Linked DNA regions of Homo sapiens: region 2 is linked to region 1. The links are chromatin loops, found by intact Hi-C in ENCODE. Cell type or tissue: gastrocnemius medialis. All regions are shown on one strand. Each heading gives the region's core, and the rest is flanking DNA. Links, peaks and the distances in the headings are about the cores only. Region 1 has its middle 13 kb from the start of LINC00887. Region 2 overlaps LINC02028 (long intergenic non-protein coding RNA 2028).

Evidence for each region. Peaks named below come from ENCODE experiments on the same cell type or tissue, not always from the same donor. Only the 100,000 strongest peaks of a DNase experiment are listed, where the experiment ranks them.
Region 2: it touches region 1 in a loop (5-fold over the local background); 19 of 110 quality-filtered maps call a loop at or near these places.

What each region holds. Positions count from the first base shown.
Region 1 is chr3:194,319,302-194,331,626 of GRCh38, forward strand. No RefSeq gene overlaps it. Among named protein-coding and RNA genes, the nearest start is that of LINC00887, 13 kb to the left of the region's middle. RefSeq lists a silencer at 1,439-1,733 and enhancers at 1,439-1,733, 2,902-4,101. In gastrocnemius medialis, for the core only: no CTCF peak of the experiment used is centred there; DNase peaks (open chromatin) are centred at 3,651, 4,700 and 5,120; H3K4me3 peaks cover 550 bases; H3K27ac peaks cover 1,306 bases; H3K27me3 peaks cover 100 bases.
Region 2 is chr3:194,057,676-194,070,000 of GRCh38, forward strand. All of the region lies in intron 1 of LINC02028 (long intergenic non-protein coding RNA 2028), which reads right to left. It also overlaps a transcript of LOC102724877 not described here. Among named protein-coding and RNA genes, the nearest start is that of LINC02028, 7.1 kb to the right of the region's middle. RefSeq lists enhancers at 1-213, 849-898, 4,887-5,387. In gastrocnemius medialis, for the core only: a CTCF peak has its summit at 7,585; a DNase peak (open chromatin) is centred at 7,546; H3K27ac peaks cover 1,841 bases.

The sequences.
Region 1 (12,325 bases), core at 3,085-7,084:
ATCCATCCAGGCTCTTTGCTAGGGAATAACACAGGTGATCTTTGCTTCAGCTCCCAATAACTTTCTCATTTCCATCTGAGACTTTGTCAGCTTGGACTTCACTGTCCATATCTCTATCAGCATTTTTGTCACAACCATAGATGTTCCAGACGTTCCCTCATCTTCCTGTCTTCTTCTGAGCTCTCCAGTCTCTTCCACCCTCTGCCCGTTACTCAGTTCCACATCTTTAGGTATTTTTATGGCGATACTCTATTCACTATACCAATTTTCTGTGTTAGTCCGTTTGTGCATTGCTATTAAAAATGCCTGAGACTGGGAAATTTATAAAGAAAAGAGGTTTAATTGGGTCACAATTCTGCAGGCTGTAAAAGAAGCATGGTGCCAGCATCTGGTTCTGCTAAAGACCTCAGGAAGCTTCCACTCATGGTGGAAGAAGAAAGGGGAGCAGGCACATCACATGGTGAGAGTGGGAGCAAGAGAGAGAGAAAGGGGAGGTCCCAGATGCTTAAACAACGAGATCTCACATGAACTAACTGAGCAAGAACTCATATCACCAAGAGGATGGTGCTAACCTACTCTTAAGGGATCTTCCCCCATGATCCACTCACCTCCCAGCAGGCCCCACTTCCAACACTGGGAATCACATTGCAACATGAGATTTGGAGAGGACAAAAATCCAAGCCATATCAGCCATTATTCATGCGGGCAGTCTGGGACACACAGAGACCCATAATAGCCTGTTGTGGGCACAGCATTTAGAGTCCAGATGGAGAAACTAGACAAACACATGAATAAGGGACAGAGAAATAGATATCACAAGACTGACGAGGTTTCAATGCCACGGAGGCAGTGATGACACTTGGAGCAGGCAGACACTGGAGAAATGCATGGCCATGGGTCAGGAAAACCAGAGCAGGCTTCCTGGAGGTGGTGTGGCTATCCCAGCCTAGATATGATGGAGCTTGGACATGAACCCTGGCCTGCCCGAATTTGGACCTCATACTCCTAACCACTCCTTTACCCTGTCCTCAAAGAGGGCAGGAGTGAGACCCGCCCCATGGCCCATCTGAGATCTGTAAACAGGATGTCTGGCTGGAAAAGAGGGTTCCCACGGAGACAGCCAAGGTTGAAAAGGTTGAAAAGGGCCAGGAGGGAGGGTGTTGAAGTTAAGGTTGATGAGCTCAGGCTTTATCCAGGATCCCGCAGAAAAGCCATCTGTGTTGTGATGCAGGAGTCAGACACTGATGGAAGTTTCAGGAAGACAGAATCTTTGTAGAGGCCAGCACATGGCTGGTGTGCAAAACCAGCCCTGGGGCCTGTGATGCAAGCATCATGAATGCTCTTTATATGGTTATAGCATTTTGCAGGGCTGGATTTTAACATTCTGAATTCATTTCCATTCATTCCCAAAAAGCTCTGGGAAATGACTAACTTTTAATTATTAAGTAAAAACGGGGTGCGTATTTGTTTTCCTGCTGTGGGTCTTGGTCTTTTACATTCTCTGCTACACCACTCTGTTATCAACTTTACAGAAAACAAAGAAACTGGAATTAAACATTAACCAGGATCATTGAGAATGTCACAGAAATGCACAGCCCTGGGGTTAGGACAGGGGAGGCCCCTCATTCTCTGGTTGGCTGTTCAAACAGAAAAGGAGCCTGGGAGCACGCCCCGTCTCCAAGGGACTGGGGTCGGGGGTGAGGTGATTTCAAGGTGCACTTTCCACTCCAGTCAACATTTCCTGAGTTCCTGTGTGAGGGCTGGCCTCGGTGCTAGGAATCTGGGTACACGAGGGCTGAGACAGGGTCCCAGTCCTGGAGACATTCACATCGCCTGTGAGAAGGGCCCTCACAGAGGCAGGGACAGACGGCCAAGGAAAGCAGAATGGGTAGTGATGTGTTTCATCCTAGAGGACGCAGCAATTGCTGTAGGTCTTAAAGAATCAAAAGAATCAATAGACTTTTTACTAGTAAAAAAGAGAGGGCCAACTGGGCATGGTGGCTCACACCTGTAATCCCAGCACCTTGGGAGGCTGAGGTGGGCGGATCAATTGAGGTCAGGAGTTTGAAACCAGCTGGGCCAACATGGTGAAACCCCATCTCTACTAAAAATACAAAAATTAGTTGAGCATAGTGGTGGGCACCTGTAATCCCAGTTACTCAGAGGCTGAGGCAAGAGAATTGCTTGAACCTGGGATGCAGAGGTTGCAGGGAGCTGAGATCAAGCCACTGCACTCCAACCTGGGCAACAGAGGGAGACTTCATCTCAGAAAAAAAAAAGAGGGGGAGGCAGTTCAGGCAGAGGGAACAGCATGAACGAGCAGGCAGAGGACCTGCTGCCATCCTCCTAGAAGGAAATATATCACCAGGGGTCCAGCACAACAGGAAGCCCACTAGTATTGCAAACAGAGGGAATTTAATCCAGGGGACTGGCTGCATAGATATAGGTGGTACAAAAACTGACAAGGCAAAGCAGACAGCGAGCAGACCAGTGTGCAGGGTGTGTTTGGGAAGTGACTGGTAGCCTGGTAATGGGGTGTGGGGTGTACAGCGGGGGGAGGGGTGTGTAGAGGATGGCACAGGGCTGGAAGGCAGCTTGGGAGCAGAGTGGAAAGGCTGGTCCTACGGTGCATGCTTGATTTGCAAAGTTACAGAGCCTCGTCTAAAGCATGGCCTGGTGGGCTTGAGCAGCCGTGGGAGGGTGGGCTGCTGGGCTGGCCTTGGTGGGAGGCTGCTGGGGTTGACCAGGGCAGGACTCGCCCAAGGCTGCTGCCAGAGAGGAGAGGTGGGGTGGGCTCAGAGACATTCCCAAGGCTCAGTCTTCTGGCTCAGTGACGAATTGAGTGGGGGGAGGGACGTCAACAAGTCTGAACACTCTGACCCGGTGCCATCCTCCTAGAAGGAAGTGTATCAGCCAGGGGCCCGGCCCATCAGGAACCATGCTAGTATTTCCAACAGAGGGAGTTTAATCCAGGGGACTGGTTGCATCGGTGGTATAAAAACTGAGAAGGCAAACGAGATGGTGAGCAGCCCCGAGGTGAGCAATGGGAGGACGGCGCTGCACCATTTGGAGCAGGAGGGACAGAAAAGGGAAGCAGGTGGAGCCCGGAGGCCGGGAGCTGCCCACCAGGCAGAAGCCACAGCAGACCTGCGCAGTGGGAACTGGCGCCGGGGAGGCGCAAGCCCTGCTAGAGATGCTTCCTAGAGCAGGGACCCAGGGGAGGAAATGCCCCGGCGTCTCCCCTCCGCCCACCCTCTCCTCACCTGCTATTGGCCAAACCTACCTGGAGCAAGGGACCTGGGGAGCGTAACCCTGAGATACAAGCCAGCCCGAGAAGAATGGGCATGTGTGTGGGAGCAGCGGGCCGACAGGAGCACAGGAACACCAGAGGAAGCAGCTGCGGAGAAGAGACCGTGCGTCCTGATCTGAAGATGGGAAGCGAGAGGTCCCTCCAGGAAGGAATGTCTAGTTTGCAGCAGCATAGAGAGTAGGATGGCTGGGGAGGTAGATGTGGCAGGCGCGACTGTAGCTCTCTGTCTCAGGTTTTCTCAACCCAGGGAAAAGCTGATTAATGCCTGAGTCACTCTGTCCGCGAGCTGAGCCTCCTGGGTGGGGCAGGGCAAGGTGGTATCGGGTGATTCGGGGATGTGCCAGCCTCAGGGAGGGGAGAGAGGATAGTGTGCGGGAAACAGAGCTGGCCTGGAGAGGCTGTCACGCCCACAGCATCACCCCAGTTCTGACGGCAAAGCTGTGTGACTTTGAGCAAGTGAATGATGCGCTCTGGGCTTCGATTTCCTCGTCATCACCAACCCCTGCCTCCAGCACAAGCTGCTCCACACCAGGCAACCGCCTGTAGTTGCCCAAACTCTGTGCTTCCTCAACACCCAGGCCTGCAGTAGACGCCACCCCCGACCTGGAATCTCCTTCCCCATTCCCACACGTCTTACTTTCTCCAGTCTTTCAGATTCAGTCCTAGCAGACTCCCAGCACTTTGGGAGGCCGAGGCGGGCAGATCACGAGGCCAAGAGATTGAGACCATCCTGGCCAACGTGGTGAAACCCTGTCTCTACTAAAAACTCAAAAATTAGCCGGGCGTGGTGGCGCACGCCTGTAGTCCCAGCTGCTCAGGAGGCTGAGGCAGGAGAATCGCTTGAATCCAGGAGGCGGAGGTTACAGTGAGCCGAGATCGCGCCACTGTACTCCAGCCTGGGGACAGAGTGAGATTCCATCTCAAAAAACATAAATAAATAAAAAATAAACCCCCCCCCACACACAGCAAAAACAAATCACAAAGACAAAAACGAAATCCCTTCAATGCCCATTTCCTGAATCAACTGCATCCCCCAGGAACTGCTTTGGGATTTTACTTATTATTTGGGATTATTTGTGCTCATTTCCCCTGTACCAAAAGTCAGAATCAAGTTAGCTGCGCTGTGTCTCTGTCACAAATGTCTGCTTGTATAAATAGGAGGGGGTACAAGCATGTGTCCACACACGCACACACGCCTCTCTCCGGATAAAGAGGTCTCGGGGTGAGGATTCTGGAACCCGTCCTTCCACACCTACTGCGTCTGGTCACTGTCTCCGAGGCTGACATTCCTCACGCCGAGGGATGGGCAGGCAGAAGGCTGCAGGCAGTGCGCCAGCCAGGTCAGCTTACAGCGAGCTGTCAACCCAGTCACTGACGCCTCAGCGAGGCCATAAATAACAGCGGTGAAGCTGCAGCAGGCCACCCGGGCCTCCCCCAAACCACTCCTCTGCCATCAATCTCGCCTGATGACTGCTTGGCGTTCAGGCTTCCGCGTGACCCGACCACGGCCCCAAGCGTTCTTTGGGGCGCAGTGTCCCTTCCCAGGCACGGAGTGGGTCAGCCAGGAGCACACTGCCTCGCAAGGTCCCCGTGTCCTGCCAATGTACTTTCTGGATGCTGGAGGCAGGCTGAAAAAGACTCCCATCACTCAAAACCCCACCCCTCTCAAGACCGGCTCCAGAAAGCTGAGTTCCATCCCCGTTGTTGATCCGGTCATGGTGGACTCTGTACCAGAAACGATGCCACACAGCAACTGCTGCCCTCCGCCATGCAGCAGCGACTCACCCTGTGCCCAGGCTGCTCTTGTGTTCTTTGCAATGTGAGTGGGCAAAAGCCGACATATAAGGCAGCTCTTCCGCTCAGACTCCTTTTGTCCCGCCCTCAGCGGCAGGGACCTTATGTCCACGCCCTTGGTTCTGAGGCTCCAACTCTCACCACCCTAAAACATCCACCTAAAATCACAGACCACCACACATACACCCACACACCACATACACACACACCACACACACCATACACCCACACACCCGACACACAGACCACACACACACCACATACACACTACACACACACACCATACACACACACACCCGACACACAGACCACACACACACACATACACACTACACACACACACACACACACACCAGACACATACACCCACACACCACATACACACACACACACACACACACACCGACACACAGACTACACACACACCACATACACACACTACACACACACCACATACACACACACTACACATACAAAACACACCCGCCACACACACCACATACACACACACTACACACACCATACACACACACCACACACCACATACGCACACACACCACACACCCCACATAGACACACATACCATACACACACACCAGACACATGCACACCACACACACCACACACCACATACACACACTACACACACACCATACACACACCAGACACACACACCATACACCACACACATCACACACTACACACACACCAAACACATACACACACCACATACATACCACACACACATGCACACTCGCACACCACACACACACCACACAGATACACACCACACATACCACACAACACACACACATACACCCCCACACACATACACCACCACACCACACACATATACACCACACAGACCACATGCACCACACACACCATACACACATCACACACACACACCACACATACATACACCACATACACTACACACACCACACACACCACACGCACACTCACACACCACACCCCCCACATACTACACACACCACACATATTTACATGCACACACACACACACACACACACTTCCTCACTCACAAGCTCTCTCCTGAACTCTTGGGATTTGATTTCTGTAAAATGCTCACATGTCCCCACTCTACCAGCTAATGAGATAATTCCGTGATCTCATCAGCCTTCTAATAGGATTTTCATCACATCTCTCTGGATAAAAGCTATCTAAAGGCTCACCAAATGGTCCCTAGGCATTGCACTCTTTATCAGTACCCCCACTCCATCAAGTTAAGCTTCTGTGGCCACAGGGTGGCAGGAGGGAGGGGTCTTCCAGAGTCAAACCCCCTTACATCTGGGGAACTGAACTCCAAAGAGGCAGTGACTTCTGAAGGTCACAGGGTCAGATGGGGGCCCATCCGTCCAGAGTACGGTGCGTCTGGGGAAGAAGTAACCAAATCCAGTCCTTCCCCGAGGGGACAGAGGGCACACACGGGGAAGCCACGCCCCAGTCCAGGGCCACACAGAGGGGGCCTGTGGTGGACCCTGGTGGTGCTCCTGCAAGCCCCCCACCGGACCCCTTCCTGCGTCCGGCCCTTCCCCAGCCCCGGGGGGCTTCCATGGCTAACCCAGGCGCCTGCGACTTGCTTTGGGGCCCTGTCCTCAGGCCATTGCAGGGAAGTGGGGAGCAGCCTTTAGCCGTGGCGGACTGGGGAGGGGTCTAAAAGCCCAGCTCCCTTGCCTGAGTTGGGGCAAACTCTGAGAAATAATTTATACTCCAGAACTTTCCTGCGGGATCTAGCTAGGGCTTGTTCTTCCCGGGAAACTGTACCAGCGTGGCTTCCCCCAGCCCACCCGGGCTGCGCACTCCCGGCCTCCTTACTAGTTCCTCCTGGGATCATCTCCCTTCAATAAATCACCTGCGTCTGGGCCCTTAACGACTGCCTCCGGGGAGCCTGACCTAAGACACCAGGAAACGTGTGTGGAACAAACCGAAGGGCTCTGAGGATAACATCAGCCAGGGAGAAGAGCAAGTGGAATGGAGCACGGAGCACATGGTTAAAGGAAAAGGTTCGGGCAGAGGAGGAGCCTCGCCCGAAGGAGGGATGGAGAAGACACTGCACTTACACATCCACACACACAGCACACACCACACAACCACACACACAATCACACATACCGCACACACAACCACACACAATACACACCACACAACCACACACACCACACACAACCACAAACACCACACACCACACACAACACACACAACCACACACACAACACAACACACAACCACACACAACATACAACACACACAACCACACACCACACAACCACACACTGCAACCACACACACAATACACACAACACACAGCACACACCACACACAACACACAGCACACACCACACAACCACACACAGTCACACATACCACACACACCACACAACCACACACACAATCACACATACCACACACAACCACACACACAACACAGACACACAACCACACACACACCACACACCACACACAACCACACACCACACACAGCCACACACCACGCACAACCACACAACCACACACCACACACAACCACACACACAACACACACCACACACACAACCATACACAACCACACACAACACCATATAATCACACACACAATCACACATACCACGCACCACACATAACACACACCACACGACCACACACCACACAACCACACACACCACACACAACCACACATACCACACAACCACACCACACACCACACACACAACCACACAACCACACACCACACACCACACACAACCACACACACCACAACCACACACACAACACACACAACCACACACCACACAACCACACCCACCACAACCACACACACCTACACACACCACACACAACCACACAACCCCACACACAACCACACACAACCACACAACCACACACCACACACCACACACAACCACACAACACACAAACACACAACACACAACCACACACAACACACACCACACACAACCACACACCACACACAACATACACAACCGCACACACAACACACAACCACACAACACACAGCACACACAACCCCACACACACCACACAACCACACACCGCAACCACACACACAACACACACAACACAGCACACAGCACACAACCACACAGTCACATATACCACACACACAACACACACCACACAACCACACACCACACACACAATCACACATACCACACACACAACACACACAACCACACACACCACACACAACCACACAACCACACACAACACAATCACACATACCACGCACAACCACACATAACACACCACACAACCACACACCACACATACCACACACAACCACACATACCACACAACCACACACCACACGCACCACACACAACCACACAACACACCACACACCACACACAACCACACACCACACAAACATACAACACACAACCACACACCACACACACAACCACACAACCAACCACACACCACACACACCCACACACACCAACACAACACACAACCACACACCACACACACAACCACACAACCACACACCACACACAACCACACACACAACCACACACACCACACACAGCTACACACACCACATACACTACACACACAACCACACACACCACACACACACAACCACACAACGGTGTGGCTGAAGCCAGCAGAAATGAAAAGTCCTCTGGTACCTCCCCTTCAAACAGCTCACACTCATGCGGGTCACTGTGGCACGGCGCCCTCACACGCGCATCCGCAGAGCGCACCTGTCCCAGCGTGGCCAAGACCGCCTCTTTCACCCAGGGCCCTCTGTGGACGTTAGTCTGCTCTGAGTCACCCCTGGATAACTGAGGACTTGCCTGTCAAGTATGAAACATTTAGCACGTACAGTCCTTTGAGTGGAATTAGAGTGGAAGAGTGTAACTCAGCGTGTAAGAGTTGCCTGCTGCTGCTTTGAACAGAGGGTAATTGCAGCAGATGCCTTCAGCCCCTGCTCTTTTCAGCAGCCACTGTACAGGGCGGTTCCACCCCATCTCCCACCTCCCGGCCCAGCTCTCTGATGTCTCTGCCCGGTGGCGTTCCCCGATGCCCCTTTGCCTGAGCGCCGAAGCGTGGGGAGTGGAAGCTGGCGGTGGGAGCCGGTGGAGGCATGCGCGCCTCCTGTGCTTCAGGAAGGCAGCCCTGGAGACCTTCTGGATGCTTCCCAGGAAGGCCCCACAGCAGCCACCACAGCCAGCACGTTTTTCTCTACCGGTTTTCCCCCTTCCGCATCTCATGGTCCTGCTCCCTGGGATCATCGCCCAATTAAACTGCATCCAAGCCCTCGCACCAAGCTCTGCTTTCACGGGAATGCAAACTGAGACAGTATTATACCTGATGTTACCTTTTCCAAGGTAGCTGGGGTCATCGTTATTTCCCTCAGCTCTTACCTGTGCTGGAGTAGCGTGCTGCCCTCGGAAGCTACCAGGTACCCTCCGTGAAATGGCCCAGCTGTTCTTTGGGAGTTCGTGTCTGATTTTGCCATTTTTCTATCACTTTCTTAGTTGTTAGCAAGTCTTCCTCCAGCAGGACCGTTACCTTCCTCCAACTGATCATTTTTGTCTTTAATCTGCTATCGCCTTGAAATCACGTAACCAAACGTGATAGCCCCTGTCTGTTGTGAAGGTGAACAGATTCTGAAAGGAGGAATGTTCCTTGGAGCGGATGCATGAGCTTTCATTTCGGGCACTGGAAATTCATTTTGGCTGCTGAGGAGGTATTTTTATTTCCCTGGCTTAGAGCTCTATTGAGGACAGTGTAGAGGCTGGATAGTCAAACATCGTATTGAGTTCGTTCTTATATTTTAATTTAGCTATGGGATGTGTTTGTGGGTGAATGCAGTGAGTCTAATAGTACTTACCGCAAATGCCCTAGGGCCGTGGCTTGACATTTATTAGCATATGCCGATTTCCAACTTTTAGATCCAGTTTTTAAGACTCCAGAAGACTTCACAAGTGTGCCAGCTGCTCAGATGTGAAAACAATATCACACACCAAAAAAAATGGCGGCTTACATATGTCAGAGCAAAACTAAAATCAGTCCAGGGGTTGAATGCAAATCCCCCCCATTCAGCCCCCAAGTCTCACCCAGATGTCCCCTCTCCTCTCTGGAGAAGTTGCACGTCCCCTCTTGAGGGCAGGAGGAGGTACGTGTCCGTTTCGTCCTGGGAGGACTCCCTGGGATTCCTTGTGTAGGAAGAGTTCTGTGCTGGGGCTTGCTCCCTCCCCTGCAACTTTCCTGATCTCTGGGGCTCAGGGGCAGCCTCTGGTGCCTGGCTGATGGGCACAGCTGGCGAAGGCCACAGAGCAGCTGAGTGCTGGGGACAGGTGCAAGAGCAAACTCCAGCAGGTGTGTTGACTGTAATGACAGGGTCACTGATGCTGTCTCCCAAGTGTTTTCTGTGCTGCTGACAACTGGGGCAGGCGAAAGCACATGGGAATTTGTTGTTGGAAAGGTTACACGGGAGGGAGGGAGGGTGTGACTGTGGGCACCTCCCCGGGACGTGCAGTGAGTGGGCGTTTCTTTCTTGGATGGGCTCAGCGTGCATGGTGGCTGTGGGCTCCTTTTTGGAGAGGAACTCGAAGTCCAGGCAAAGAGAGGTTTACAGGCCTATGATGGGGTTACATCCTGATCAACTCATTGTTAGTCCAAAATATAAGTCAAAAATGCATTTAATACCCCAGTAAATCTATCATAAAGTCAGAAAATTGTAAGTTGAAGTCTCAAGGGCTGGATCATCTGTATTTCACTGGAACCGTGGCAAGAAGACCCCACAGACTGGCATTCTGGACACGGTTGCAGGTGAGAGGAGGGCTGCAGCTTGAGGGTCATGGTGGCCTGAAAGGACCTGGGGATGTGAAACGCTGTCATCGAGGGCTGGCGCGCACACAGGAGGTTGATGGGGGTGTGGCTGCAGGCTGAGTGTTGTTGGCTGCAGAGAGGTTGGGGGGTTGAGAGCGTGGTCATGGAGCTCAGTGGCTACAATGACACTCAATGCTCCTGAGGGTGGCGAAGCCTCAGCAGGGCTGGCTGAAAGCAAAGCAGGGCCGTTCAGTCATTTTCAGCTGTTGCACAGAGTGGCAGTGAGATGCTGACAACTTCACCCACGTGGGAATCCTCTGAGGCCACCTGAGAAGGAATCTCACAGATGAGAGCTTGGCTGGGGATGCAAAAGGCCCTGAGACAAGCTTACCACGTTGGTGGCTCCAGGGAGAGATTCCAAAAAGTTTGCAAAAGAAGAAAATGCATCATCCTTTAAAGAGGCGACGTAACTGACCTCCACGCTGAAATATGTGAGTTTCCCAAATTCATGATTCTCCAAGGAAGAACTGAAACCTGGGTATGAAAACTACTCAGCCTCTTGGGGGAGGGGTGTCTGGCAGAAGCTTGGAGCTGCTCCAGCTGGGCCCTGCTCCCAGAAGAGCAGGCTTGCAGAACAGGCCTGGGCATGGCCCAGCTCATTTGAACTGAGTTTCCCCTGTGTGCCATTGACTGGCCCAAAGAAGACATAAGAGGGAAGCTTCCCAGGGAGACTGATTTCCAATTTTATCATTTCCAATTCAAGCCATTTCTGGGAAAAGTTCCCATTGTCCTGAATGCTCAGTTCAACCAGGTGCACTAGGTTGTCCAGAATCCTGAGGGGTAGTATCTAATTCTGGTCTCTTTCAGCCAAGTGTACCAGGGTCGGCTAGCACCCTTGTCCCTTGGGCAGGAAAGAAATGTCAGTATTGCTTAGGAAGTTTCACCAACTCTCAAGGTTATCAAATGGTCTCTTCTTTTGATTCACCTGTCATTCTGAAGACTGGATTTTCATTTCCACAGCTGGCAAGGTGGTGTCTGAGCACCTTGGTAGCCCATGTCATAAAGTGAGATCTCCAGAGACCCCCGAGCACACCAGGCCTTCCAGATTAGTAGTACATCTGCTTCAAAGGGCTTAGCCAGAGCCTCCACAGGCCACTTTTTCAACCTTGCAGGAGTATTAATGCTCCCCATCCGATCACAGGAATGTCCACGACCAGGAAATGGCTCTCTGAAGGCTGCCTCCATAGTCTCTGGAATTTCCATGACAGCCAGTGTGGCAAAGAAATCTTGCAAAGGCTGTTGCTGGAATAATCCATCCCACAGGACTGGAATCAAAGGACACAGCCAGGCCAGCCACAGAGTTCCAAGAAAAAAATAAAAAGCTCCCCGGATACAGTG
Region 2 (12,325 bases), core at 5,295-9,294, 260 kb before region 1:
CTTTCTTGAGGTTCGTGGCTTGCAAAGGTTAGGAGCACTGGCTCTGGAGCAAGACCGCCTAAATGTAAACCCAACCCAACCATTTGGAAGCTGTGTGATTCTGAGGAAGTTGTTAAACCTCTCTGGGCCTTCTTTGGTGCCTGTTAGGCAGAAATAAGAATTCCTATGTCATAGAATTGTTGTGATGATTAAATGAGTTATTACATTTAAGTGATTAGAACCGTGCTTAGCACAGAGGAAGCACTCAAAAGTTAACTACTATTAGTGATGTCTAAACTTTTTTCCCCAGGGAAGGATCAATGCATTTATCTGAGTCAAGTTCAACTTTGCACTCCAGTCCTTCAGGCAGGTAGAGAGGTATCTGAATCATGTGAAAACCGTTACCGGTTTGGGGGCGAATATCAGGAAGGAGATTTAGCCCTTAGAGATTTAAGGGCTTAAAGAGCCTCAGTCCCTGTTGACCACATAACATCTGCAGAAAAGAAAAAAAGAAGGAAAGAGCGCTGAAGGACCCACCCAGGGAGGAGGCTGAGCCGCGCTCCCTCTAGCCTCCCCAGAGGTGCATTCGTTAGGTTCCCGCCCCGGCCCCAGCCCCAGCCCCAGCATCAGCTCCGGTTCCTCTGCAGACGTTCAGCCCCTTCGGAAATGTAAAACCCGGGAAGCGAAAGCTGCGGCGACCTCCCAGAGCCTCTCAGGCACGCGGCATCTCTCCCCACCGGCAGCGCCTTGAAATACCAAAGGCCTAGCCAAAGATGGAACCGTTTTGTTGGGAGCTCGGGTTTCCCCCGCCGCGAGGCTGAGCCGGTGGCGCAGCTGCTCAAAGGTCACGCCCGAGACACGTCCGCACAAGCCCGGGTGGCGGGGCGGGCAGCGGGGAGAGAAGAGGGGAGTGGGGAGGGGGACGGGGGCAGGGGGGAGGGGCGCCACCTTCTCCAGGGCCCTGCGGGGTGGGCTCCCATCTTCATCTCGCAAGCATCCAACCCGGGGAGGTGGCTTTCCTCTCCCTACTAAGATTTTATTTTTGCAAAACAAAAGGGATGCCAAAAAAGCAAAAGTTCCTAAATGAAAAGAAAATGCTTCTTTAAAAATGCTAATTGTGAGCTTTTTATTATTGTTTTGGAATTTCAACTGATGGCTGAAAATCTAAATTTGGCCACAGGAAACCTGGATCCAGTTAACCTTGAGAAGTTAAGTCTTCATTTTCTATTAAGTAAAATATTTGGGTTTGAATGCTTAGAGCCCTCTGCTTATGATAAAAATAGAGGCACTGAGCAGTTTAACCACCTGTGTTTTCCTTGGATCGCATATTTTCCACAGTAAACAAGAAAACACAGATTGGAAATCCATTCATTCCTTCATAAGAGTGCTTCAGTTGGGGTTTATTTGTGTTTTCAATCAATAGAAACCAAAAACAACCTTTGCAGGGTTATGATATTTCATGCAAAGAAGCTCCAAGAAGCTCTTTTTATCCCCTCTGCAGCTATTTCTACATAAATCCCCAGATTTTTTTAACGCAGTTAATAATTATAATTCCATTTAGTTTTCTGAGCACATACTACATGTTTTACCTGCTGTCATCTCATTTGTGATAACACTTGGAGAGTAGTTATTCTTAATTCTTATTTGCCAGATGAGAAGACAGGCTCAGAAAAAATAAGCAGTAGCTAATAAGGGACACAGCCTTTACATCTGAGAGCTACAAAGCTGTGCTGATTCCACCACCAGAAACCATTTCCAGTGTTTAAATATTACTAAATAAATAGACGGTTAGATTCATGGACAGGAGTTTGTTCTTTTAATTCCCAAGCTTGCTCTTTAGGTGACAGGCATACAGTGGAAGACAAGTTTCTGGCCAGGATAATACTATATAGCATTACTAAGCCTCTGAGCCTCAGTTTCCCTTCTCCAAAATGAGACATATATTTAAGGTATATATCCAGCTCTGACATCCAGAGACTTATTCGAAATGAAAAGCTTAGGCTCAGGCCGGGTGTGGTGGCTCACGCCTGTAATCCCAGCGCTTTGGGAAGCCAAGGCGGGTGGATCACCTGAGGGCAGGAGTTTGAGACTAGCCTGGCCAACATGGTGAAACCCCGTTTCTACTAAAAATACAAAAATTAGCTGGGCATGGTGGTGGGTGCCTGTAATCCCAGCTACTCGGGAGGCTGACATGGGAGAATCACTTGAACCAGGGAGGCAGGGATTGCAGTGAGCCAAGATCGCACCACTGCACTACAGCCTGGGTGACAAGAACGAACCTCCATCTAAGAAAAAAAAAAAAAGCTTAAGCTCTTTGGTCCATCACTGGCATGGCATAGTATTAATCACCCCTTTCCTGACTCCCTGCTTCTATTCATCTAACTCTGTGGTTCTCAACGTTAAAATCTCCTGGAGGAGCTTTTAAAAATACAGATGCTTAGGCCTCGCAGCCAGAGATTCTGCTTTCATTGGCTTGAAGTATGGCCCAGGCCTCAGCATTTTTCAAAAGCTCCCCAGGTGAATGTGTAGCCAGGGTTGAATATTGATCTAACCTAGTGAACGACTCCAGTTTCATCCACCCCAGCTGTGCTTTTATAAATGTAGTTACCATAACTGGAATTACTTTTTATAAAATCCAATAAGACTAGCGCTACCAGAGTCAATCTCAAAACAGATGTGAGCTTTCACTCTATTTAATTGTGTATTTTGCTTAAATAAGTTAAGGTGTCTCACCAAAGCTTCAAAATGCTGTTAAGTGTATGTGTGTTTGTGTGTGTGTGTGTGTGTGTTTGTGTGTGTGTGCGTGTGTGTTGTTGCTGATCCTTTCCTAAGGGACAGAGACAGAATAGTACTATAAGAACCAGAAGGTTCTAGGTCAATCTGATCCAATAATTGATTGGCCAAGTGAAATAAATCACATAAAATATTTATTTAACCCAGGGATAATGCCCATTCTTTGGAACTGGCTTGTGTTAGACCCAGCCTAAGAGACTGGTCTGAGCTGGAGGTGGTAGAAGTATGAAAGTCAGGATAAGAGGTCAGGCCGGAGCCATTTGAATCCCCAGTGGCTCTAGGCTATTTTATGTACGATTAGTCTCTCATGTTGGCATCTATGAGAGATGTCAAACTTTCCAAGGCACTCCATCTAAATGTGATCCAATGACATAAGTGCCCAGGGAAAGCCCAAACACTCTTATCAATCAAAAAAGATTTAGTTTTCCTATATAGAAGGATCTACTGATTTCTTGATATACAGAAGAAATCTAGCGTTTGTTTTGTAAGTAAATGTCTATAATATTTTAAATGTTCATTAAACGTAAGCTTCTGCTTTGCTGGTTTGCATGACCCTAAGGGACCCATCTCCCCACTGCCACATCATGCACACACACAAACCTCACATACACACTTCACTGAAGTTTTGGGTTTTACATATGCATATACAGGTACTCATACACACCCCCCCCACACACACACACAGTGTCATGTGGTGCATAACAACGTTTCAGTCAACGATGAACTTCATATATGAAGGCAGTCCCATAAGATTATAACACCATATTTTTAGTGTACCTTTTCTATGTTTACATATGTTAAGATACACAAATACTTACCATTGAGTTATAAGTGTCCACAGCATTCAGTGGATGACATGCTGTACAAGTTTGTGGCCTGGGAGCAATAGGCTGTACAATATAGCCTAGGTGTGTAGTAGGCCATACCATCCAGGTGTGTGTAAGTGCCCTCTATGGTGTGTTCACACAATGATGAAATCACCTAACAATGCATTTCCCAGAACGTATCCCCATCCTTAAGTGGCGAATGACCATGTATATAAATGGAAGCAAGCATGTAGTTTCACTCAGCCTCTGGTGACATGTTTAAGGTGAATGAAACACTACCTTTGGTGTTAGTTGACACTGTGGTCGGAACAGTGATTTCTCCAAACATCTTTGGTATGGACTGATATTCAAACAGGTCAAGCAATGCTGGGGACCTTTGGCCTTTACCTGTTACTTATAAATAATCTCAACCATACAAAACAGACAAAAGATTTTACTTAATGACTTAATGTAAAAATGCATGAAATTGCTTGCATGTTAAACTGCTGTGTTTCCCCTTGGCCATAGAAAGATTAACATTTCTGTTTGGGGAATGGTTTTGATCTTGCCTTCCAGCCACAGTATTTACATTCCAGTAAAGTTCATCTGGATTAGTTAATATTCACATGAATGAATATGCAGCCCCAGATCATGTTCTTAAATAAAATTAAATCCAAAGAAGGTGGGGAGACTTATTCTAATAAACTAAAGATGAAAATCACAAAAAGATGCAGAAATACTTGCTAATGTAAATGTCCATGATAAACTCTGGGCCAAAAAAAAAAAAATCATCTAAGGACTAAACCAAGGCAGGAACATACTGATGAAAGTGTGCCTAAAGGAAGAAACAGGGAAACCATCTTGTCAACCCAAATACATTGCCCTGCATAGATCAAAGATGGGTCTGTGCTTTAAAAAATTAAATTTAAAAAAATCATCCTAGATATGAGAAAGGACTTTGAAGTATCAGGGAAGTTGTCATTTCTTGTGTGAAATACAGGTATCAGATCAGAAATGCCGACTTGAACAAAGGAGCTAATGGTATAGTTTCCAGAGCAGGAAGTGTTTTCTGTCCCTACACCCCCGGCCTTTCTCTTTTCTGTAATGATATGTACTCTGAGTTTGAGGGGAGAGGTAACCTAATGAAAATGTTTTTTCTAATTTCTAAGAAATTAGAAAATTACTGTCTTTTTTTTTTTTTTTGAGACGGAGTCTTGTTTTGTTGCCCAGGCTAGAGTGCAGTGGCGCTACCTCGGCTCACTGCAAGCTCTGCCTCCCGGGTTCACACCATTCTCCTGCCTCAGCCTCCCGAGTAGCTGGGACTACAGGCGCCTGCCACCACGCCCAGCTAATTTTTTTGGATTTTTAGTAGAGACGGGGTTTCACCATGTTAGCCAGGATGGTCTCGATCTCCTGACCTCGTGATCCGTCCGCCTCGGCCTCCCAAAGTGCTGGGATTACAGGCGTGAGCCACCGCGCCCGGCCGAAAATTACTGTCTAATGCAATAAACATTTATTGAGCACTTTCTATGTACCAGGCAGTCACTGGGCTAAGCATAAAGGTTCCAAGATGAGTGAGATCCAGTCACCTTCCTCAAGAAGCCCCAGCAGGGGATACAGCTTATATTGAAGATTCATCTGAGGTATTAGTGCAACCAGTTTCACAGCTGATAAATTCAGTTGCTCACAACTTGAGGCTGGGGGGGTGGGAGGGAATGAGCAGGAGGTTTGGCAGTAACTTGAGCATGCCACCAGCTTTGAACTCTAGCCAATTTTTATGGTTAATGCTGGAAATTAACCCGATATGATCATCATTTCAAATCCAACAAAAGATTCCTCAGAGCCAGCCCTGGGCAAGGATTCATGGGAGGTGCTATGGAGCGGGTAGAGATGAATAAATGAGGGTCCCCTGCTCCTCTAGAGGTTTCCAACCAAGTTTCCAGATAAGAAGGAAAACCCCGTAAGTAATGTCAAGGACATCCCATTGTGTATGGTAGGGAAAGATGTAATTGGTTCTCTCCAACAGAAACTACAGTGTGGAAGAATAACGGTTTTGAAATGTGTGGAAGAATAATGCCTTAAAAGCACAGTAGGTCAAAATGCCAGAATGACAAATTAGCTTTGCTAACCACTTGGTGAATGGCCTTTTTTTCAGCACCTTGGGCTGATTAAGAAGTAGATATTAACTGATGAGTTTCTCTTTTCCAACACAGACATTTAACCCTTTGCAGAGAGGTTTTAGAAGCTATCAATTTGTAACTTAGGCTTTTCAGGAAAAGCGAAGTACTGGTGGTACATTTGAATTCCAAAGAGAGATGCTGGTAAAATCCCAAACCACCACCTCTAGGCAAGAATTGGAGCAAAAAGCATCACTTGAAGGAAATGTTACTTAATTGCTTGTTTTTTATTATTCTAACTGTCCACGTCCACTCCTTCAGCTATTTCCTCAAGTCTTCCCCTACCACCCAGGCCTGGATGGCTGCTCCTGCACCTACATTCTTACAGGTCCCTGAGGTGTATCCCTGGATCTTACATCCCAGTCAGTACTGTTTCAGGCTCGTCTTTGACTGGGTCACGGTTGTAGGTGTGGCCTTCCCAAATAATCTGGGACACCCTGACACGAAAGGTCACATCTGTCCCTCTGACTCCCCACTGCTCCTTGCACATCGTGGTTTGTACAATAGGGCTGAGCATGGGCTGACAATGGAAGCCTTGGACTTGGACCAGAAGACCTGGAGACCATGCCCCGTGTGGCCCCCAACTGACTAGTGATTGACCTTGGAAAATTAGCTTTTTTCTGTCTGAGCTTTAGTGTCCCTGTCCATAGAGTGAAGAGGATAGATTCTTTAAGGCCCATCCCTAGTGTTCTATGATTGTGCGATTTCTAACAAATGCCAGATTGTACCTCCATTTCTCTCTCTCTCTCTACACACACACAAACACACACACACTGAAACATGCACACGTACCCGCCTTGTACCTCACTTCTCCTTTCTTCTCCCTGTATTTGTGAAGTAGCAGGCAACTGTACCATTTCAAATGAAGCAAACACACAACCTCACATTATTGCTGTTAGGCCTCTACTGATAAATGCTCCTAAGACTGGCAGTTATTCTAACAATATCAACATAACATTGACCCCAACTCCCACTGAATACAAAACTGAGCACCACATGTGTCCAATTCTTCACCGTTTATAGGACAGTTTTACACCCTATCCTCTATAATTCTACAGTAACCTGTTATTGGTGAACCCATTTTACAGAAGCGGGTTCAGCACAGTCACATAGCTCTTCAGGAAGTTGTCTTCACTGCACAGAAACCAGCCGCCCCTCCTTGAGGTGCCTCAGGCCAGCTGCAGCTCCTTCTGCTCTAAGCCGGAGTCAGGAGGGAGTAGTGAGAGTTCACAATGAGAAAAGAACAAGGAGAAGAGATGGAGAAAGAGGAAGGGAGAGGAGAAGTGGGTAGCTATGGGCCTGATACTGAGGAAAAGTCCCCAGCCTTAACCTGACCTCAGCTCACAATGCCCTACACCTCCTGGGATTTAGAACCCGTGAGTTACTCTTCTGACCCTCTGCCACTTCCTTGCCCTCTCCTGCCCTCTCCCCTGCTGTGGCTTCCCTAAAAAGAATGTCCCTTGCAATCTCTCTCCAGCTGTTTGATCTTTTTAAATGTCCCTCACTTGTCTGTGGCATGTGCTTAAACCAAAAAATAGACCTTGGGCATTCAAGATGGGAAAGAGTATTAAAAGGCAAAAGCCTGCCTCGTGCCAGGGGTGTGGGCAGCCCCTAGATATCTATGATGACCAGATGTCCTGGATTTGCTGGGACAGGCCTAATTTAAAACCTTCTAGTCTCTTGCCCCATAAGTACCTTCACACTTGTCAGACCATGTGTCCCTATTTGGGGCTTGGAAAATATAGTTACCACATGGATACCCGATATCCAAGTGTCACACAGGCCCAGTGTCAGCGTCAGGGGTGGGAAGTGTACAGATATTGAAGCCAGATGGAGCTGCAGTCAACCAGCTCTGCCACTTACCATCTGTGTGGCTTCAGGCAGTTTTTATTCTTTCCAAGCCTCAGTTTCTTCATCTAGACAATGACTAGTTAACCAATAAGTCAGCCCCATAGAGTTTGCCTTATCAGCAAAACCAGTGCTCCTAGACACTTAATACCTTCCAGCCATTCTGTCTGTGCTGTCATATTGTTTTAGTACTTCAGATTTTGGTCACATTTGATGCATTACTATTTAAAACATTAACATAAATGTATGGTTCAGGGAGCATCTTAAACAGCCATGATAATGGAACCAAAATACCCGAACAGATATAAAACATTCTTATTTCTTCCTGCCCATTTATTCTAAATCCCCCATTCCTCAGGACTCCATTCATATCCACTACCCACTGTTCCCTAACAGTTTCATGTGGACTGATCCTGTCCCAGCGGGGTCAGGGTTCTCATCTGGATGTTGCTGTAGGCTCCAGGTGGCTTTTGCTTCTGTTCTCATGCCCTGCAATCCACTGGCCACAGCTCCAACAAGTGGACCTTCCTTGAGCGCCTTTCCCCACCTAGTACTCAAGGGCCAAGGTGGGCAATAGAAGGTGGGGTTGGGGGGTCCACTGTGGAGACAGAAATTGCTCTATCTGATCCTGGTCCCCACTAACCTGCTGTGTGACTTAGGGCTGGTCACTTGATTTTCCCAACCTCAGTACCCTCATCTGAAAACTAGAGTTGAATTTCCTATATCTTGCACCCATGAGAAGCATTTTCAAAGCCTTACTATTACTATGTCATTGTAAAGGATTTACTTACAACTGATACCTCAGAAATTGAAATGATCATTAGTGGCTACTATGAGCAACTATATGCCAATAAATTGGAAAATCTAGAAGAAATGGGTAAATTCCTAGACACATACAACCCACCAAGACTGAACCATGAAGAAATCCAAAACCTGAACAGACCAACAATAAACAATGAGATCAAAGCTGTATAAAAAGTCTCCCAGAAAAGAAAAGCCCAGGATCTGATGGATTCACAGCTGAATTCTACCAAACATTTAAAGAAGAACTAATATCATTCCTGCTCCAACTATTCCAAAAAATAGAGGAGGGGGAATACTTCCAGACTCAGTCTATGAGGCCAGTACAACCCTGATACCAAAAGCCAGACAAAAACACATTGAAAAAAGAAAACTGCAGACCAATATTTCTGATGAATAATGGTATAAAAATCCTTAACAAAATACTAGAAAAGCAAATTCAACAACAAATTAAAAATATCATTCATGATGACCAAGTGGGATTTATCCCTGGGATGCAAGGATGGTTCAACATACACAAATCCATTAATGTGATACATCATGTATCACCAGAATGAAGGACAAAACCCATACAATCATTTCAATTGGTGCTGAAAAATCATTTGATAAAATTCATCATCTCTTCATGATAAAAACCCTCAAAAAAAAACTGGGTGTAGAAGGAACATACTTCAATATAATAAAAACGCTACACAACAGACCCATAGCTAGTGTCACACTGAATGGGGAGAAACTGAGACCCTTCCCTCTAAGATTGGGAACATGACAAGGATGCCCACTTTCACTACTGTTATTCAACATAGTCCTGGAAGTGTTAGCTAGATCAATCAGACAGGAGGAAGAGATATAGAGTTTCCAAATTGGAAGGGATGGTGTCAAACCATCCTTGTTTGCAGATGATATGATCTTATATTTGGAAAAACTGAAGACTCCATCAACAAACTTTTAGAACTGATCAACAAATTCAGTAAAGTTGCAGGATACAAAATCAACATACAAAAATCAGTAACATTTCTATATGCCAACAGGGAATAATCTGAAAAAAAATCAAGAAACTAATTCCATTTACAATAGCTACAAATAAAATAAAATACCTAAGAATTAACTAAAGTAGTTAAAGATCTCTATAATGAAAACCATAAAACATTGATGCAAGAAATTGAAGAAGACACACAAAAAATGGAAAGATATTCTGTGTTCACTGATGGGAAGAATCCATATTGTTAAAATGTCCATACTATCCAAAGCAATCTACAGATTTAAGTCAATCCCTATCAGCATACCAATGACATTCTTCACAGAAATAGAAAGAACAATTCTAAAATTTATATGGAACCACAAAAGACCCAGAATAGCCAAAGCTATCCTAAGCAAAAAGAACTAAATTGGAGGAGTAACATTACCTGACTTTAAATTATACTACAGAGCTATATTAACCAAAACAGCATGGTACTGGCCTAAAAACAGACACACATAGACCAGTGGAACAGAACAGAGAACCCAGAAACAAATCCATACATACACAGTGAACTCATTTTTGACAAAGGTGCTAAGAACATACATTAGGGAAAGGACATTCTCTTCAATAAATGGTGCTGGGAAAACTGGATATCCATATGCAAAAGAATTAAACTAGATCCTTGTCTCTTACCACATACAAATATCAAATCAAAATGGAATAAAGACTTAAATCTAAGGCCTCGAACTGTGAAACTACCAAAAGGAAACATTGGGGAAGCTCTCCAGGACACTGGACTGGGCAAAGATTTCTTGAGTTAATACCTCACAAGCAAGGCAACCATAGCAAAACTGGACAAATGGAATCACATCAAGTTAAAAAGCTTCTGCACAGCAAAGGAGCAAATCAAGACTGCAATGAGATATCATCTCACCCCAGTTAAATTGGCTTTTATCCAAAAGTCAGGCAATAACAAATGTTGGAGAGGATGTGGAGAACAGGGAACCTTCGTACACTGTTTGTAGGAATGTAAATTCGTACAACCACTATGGAGAACAGTTTGGAGGTTCCTCAAAGAGCTAAAAATAGAGCTATTATATGATTCAGCAATCTCACTCTTAGGTATATACCCAAAAGAAAGGAAATGAGTCTATCAAAGAGACATCTGCACACCCATGTTTACTGCAGCACTAGTTACAATAGCCAAGCTTTGGAGGCAACCTAAGAGTCCATCATGGCTAAATGGATAAACAAAATATGGGACATATATGCAACCGAATACTATTCAGCCATGAAAAAGAATGAGATCCCGTCATTTCCAACAACATGAATGGAACTGGAGGACATTATGTTAAGTGAAATAAGCCAGGCACAGAAAGACAAACTTCACATTCTCACTTATTTGTGGGAGCTAAAATTTAAAATAATTGAACTCATGGAGATAGAAAATAGAAGGATGGTTATTAGAGGCTGGGAAGGGTAATGAGGGGGTTGATAGGAGAGTGGGGATGGTTCATGGGTACGAAAAATAGGAAGAATGAATAATACCTAGTATATGTGAGCATAACAGGGTGACTATAGTAAATATATATATATATATATATATATATATATATATATATATATAATTATTTTTTTTTTGAGACGGAGGTTTGCTCTTGTTGCCCAGGCTGATCTCGGCTCACTGCAGCCTCTGCCTCCCGGGTTCAAGAAATTCTCCTGCCTCAGCCTCTGGAGTGGCTAGGATTACAGGCATGCGCCAACACGCCCGGTTAATTCTGTATTTTTAGTAGAGACAGGGTTTCTCCATGTTGGTCAAGCTGGTCTCGAACTCCCGACCTCAGGTGATTCGCCCACCTCGGCCTCCTAAAGTGCTGGGATTACACGGCTGAGCCACCAAGCCCAGCCTCGTAAAAATAATTGAATCATACACTTAAAAATAACTGAAAGAGTATAATTGGATTGTTTGTAACACAAAGGCTAAATGCTTGATGTGACGGATACTCCATTCACCCTGATGTGGTCATTATGCATTGCATGCCTGTATCAAAATACCTTATGTACCCCATAAATATGTACCACCTACTATGTACCCCCAAAAATTAAAAATTAAAATAAATTTAAAATTTTTTTTAAAGGATGTATTCCTCCACTCCCAAACCGCCTTCAGCAACTACTTCCAGGCACATCAAGTAAAAACTCAGCATTCAAAACCCTTCGAACACACCCAGCATTCAGAGTCCTCCATACTCTGGCCATACCCCCAAGCTTCTCTTACCTATTTCCCACGAGCACATGCTTTTTGTACCGGCCATAGCCAGCCCCTTGCTGCTGGCTCACCCTTGCCTCTGAAGCTGTGCCATACTGTTCCCTTCACCAGGCACGCCCTCCATGCTCCTATCTAAGCATTCCCTCCTTGAGTCTCTCTAGACTGAGTCACATCCTTTCCCCACTGCTATGGACTGAACTGTATCCCCCAAAAGCCATAGGTTGAAGCCCTAGCTCCCCGTGTGACTGTATTTGGAGACCTGGCCTTTATAGAAGTAATTAAGGTTAACTGAGATCATAAGGGTGGGGCCCTAATCTGATAGGATTGGTGTCTTCATAAGAACAGACTTGCTCTCTCTCTGTGGTCACATGACGACACAGTGAGCAGACAGCCTTCTGCAAGCCAGGAAGAGCACCCTCACTAACAACCTAATTCGCCATCATCTTGATCTTGGATCTCCCAGCCTCCAGAGCCAGGAGAAAATAAATGACTATTGTTTAAGCCACCAGTCTATGGTATTTTAGCAATCATTCATACACACACACAGCATCTGCTTTGTGCCAGCCACTATACAAGTCACTTTAGACGCAGTATCAGTTGATCTCCATTTTACAGATGAGAAAACCGAAGCTTAGATTAAGCAACTTGCCCAAGGTCACACATCTGGTGAGATTCCTAGCCAGTGGTAAATTGC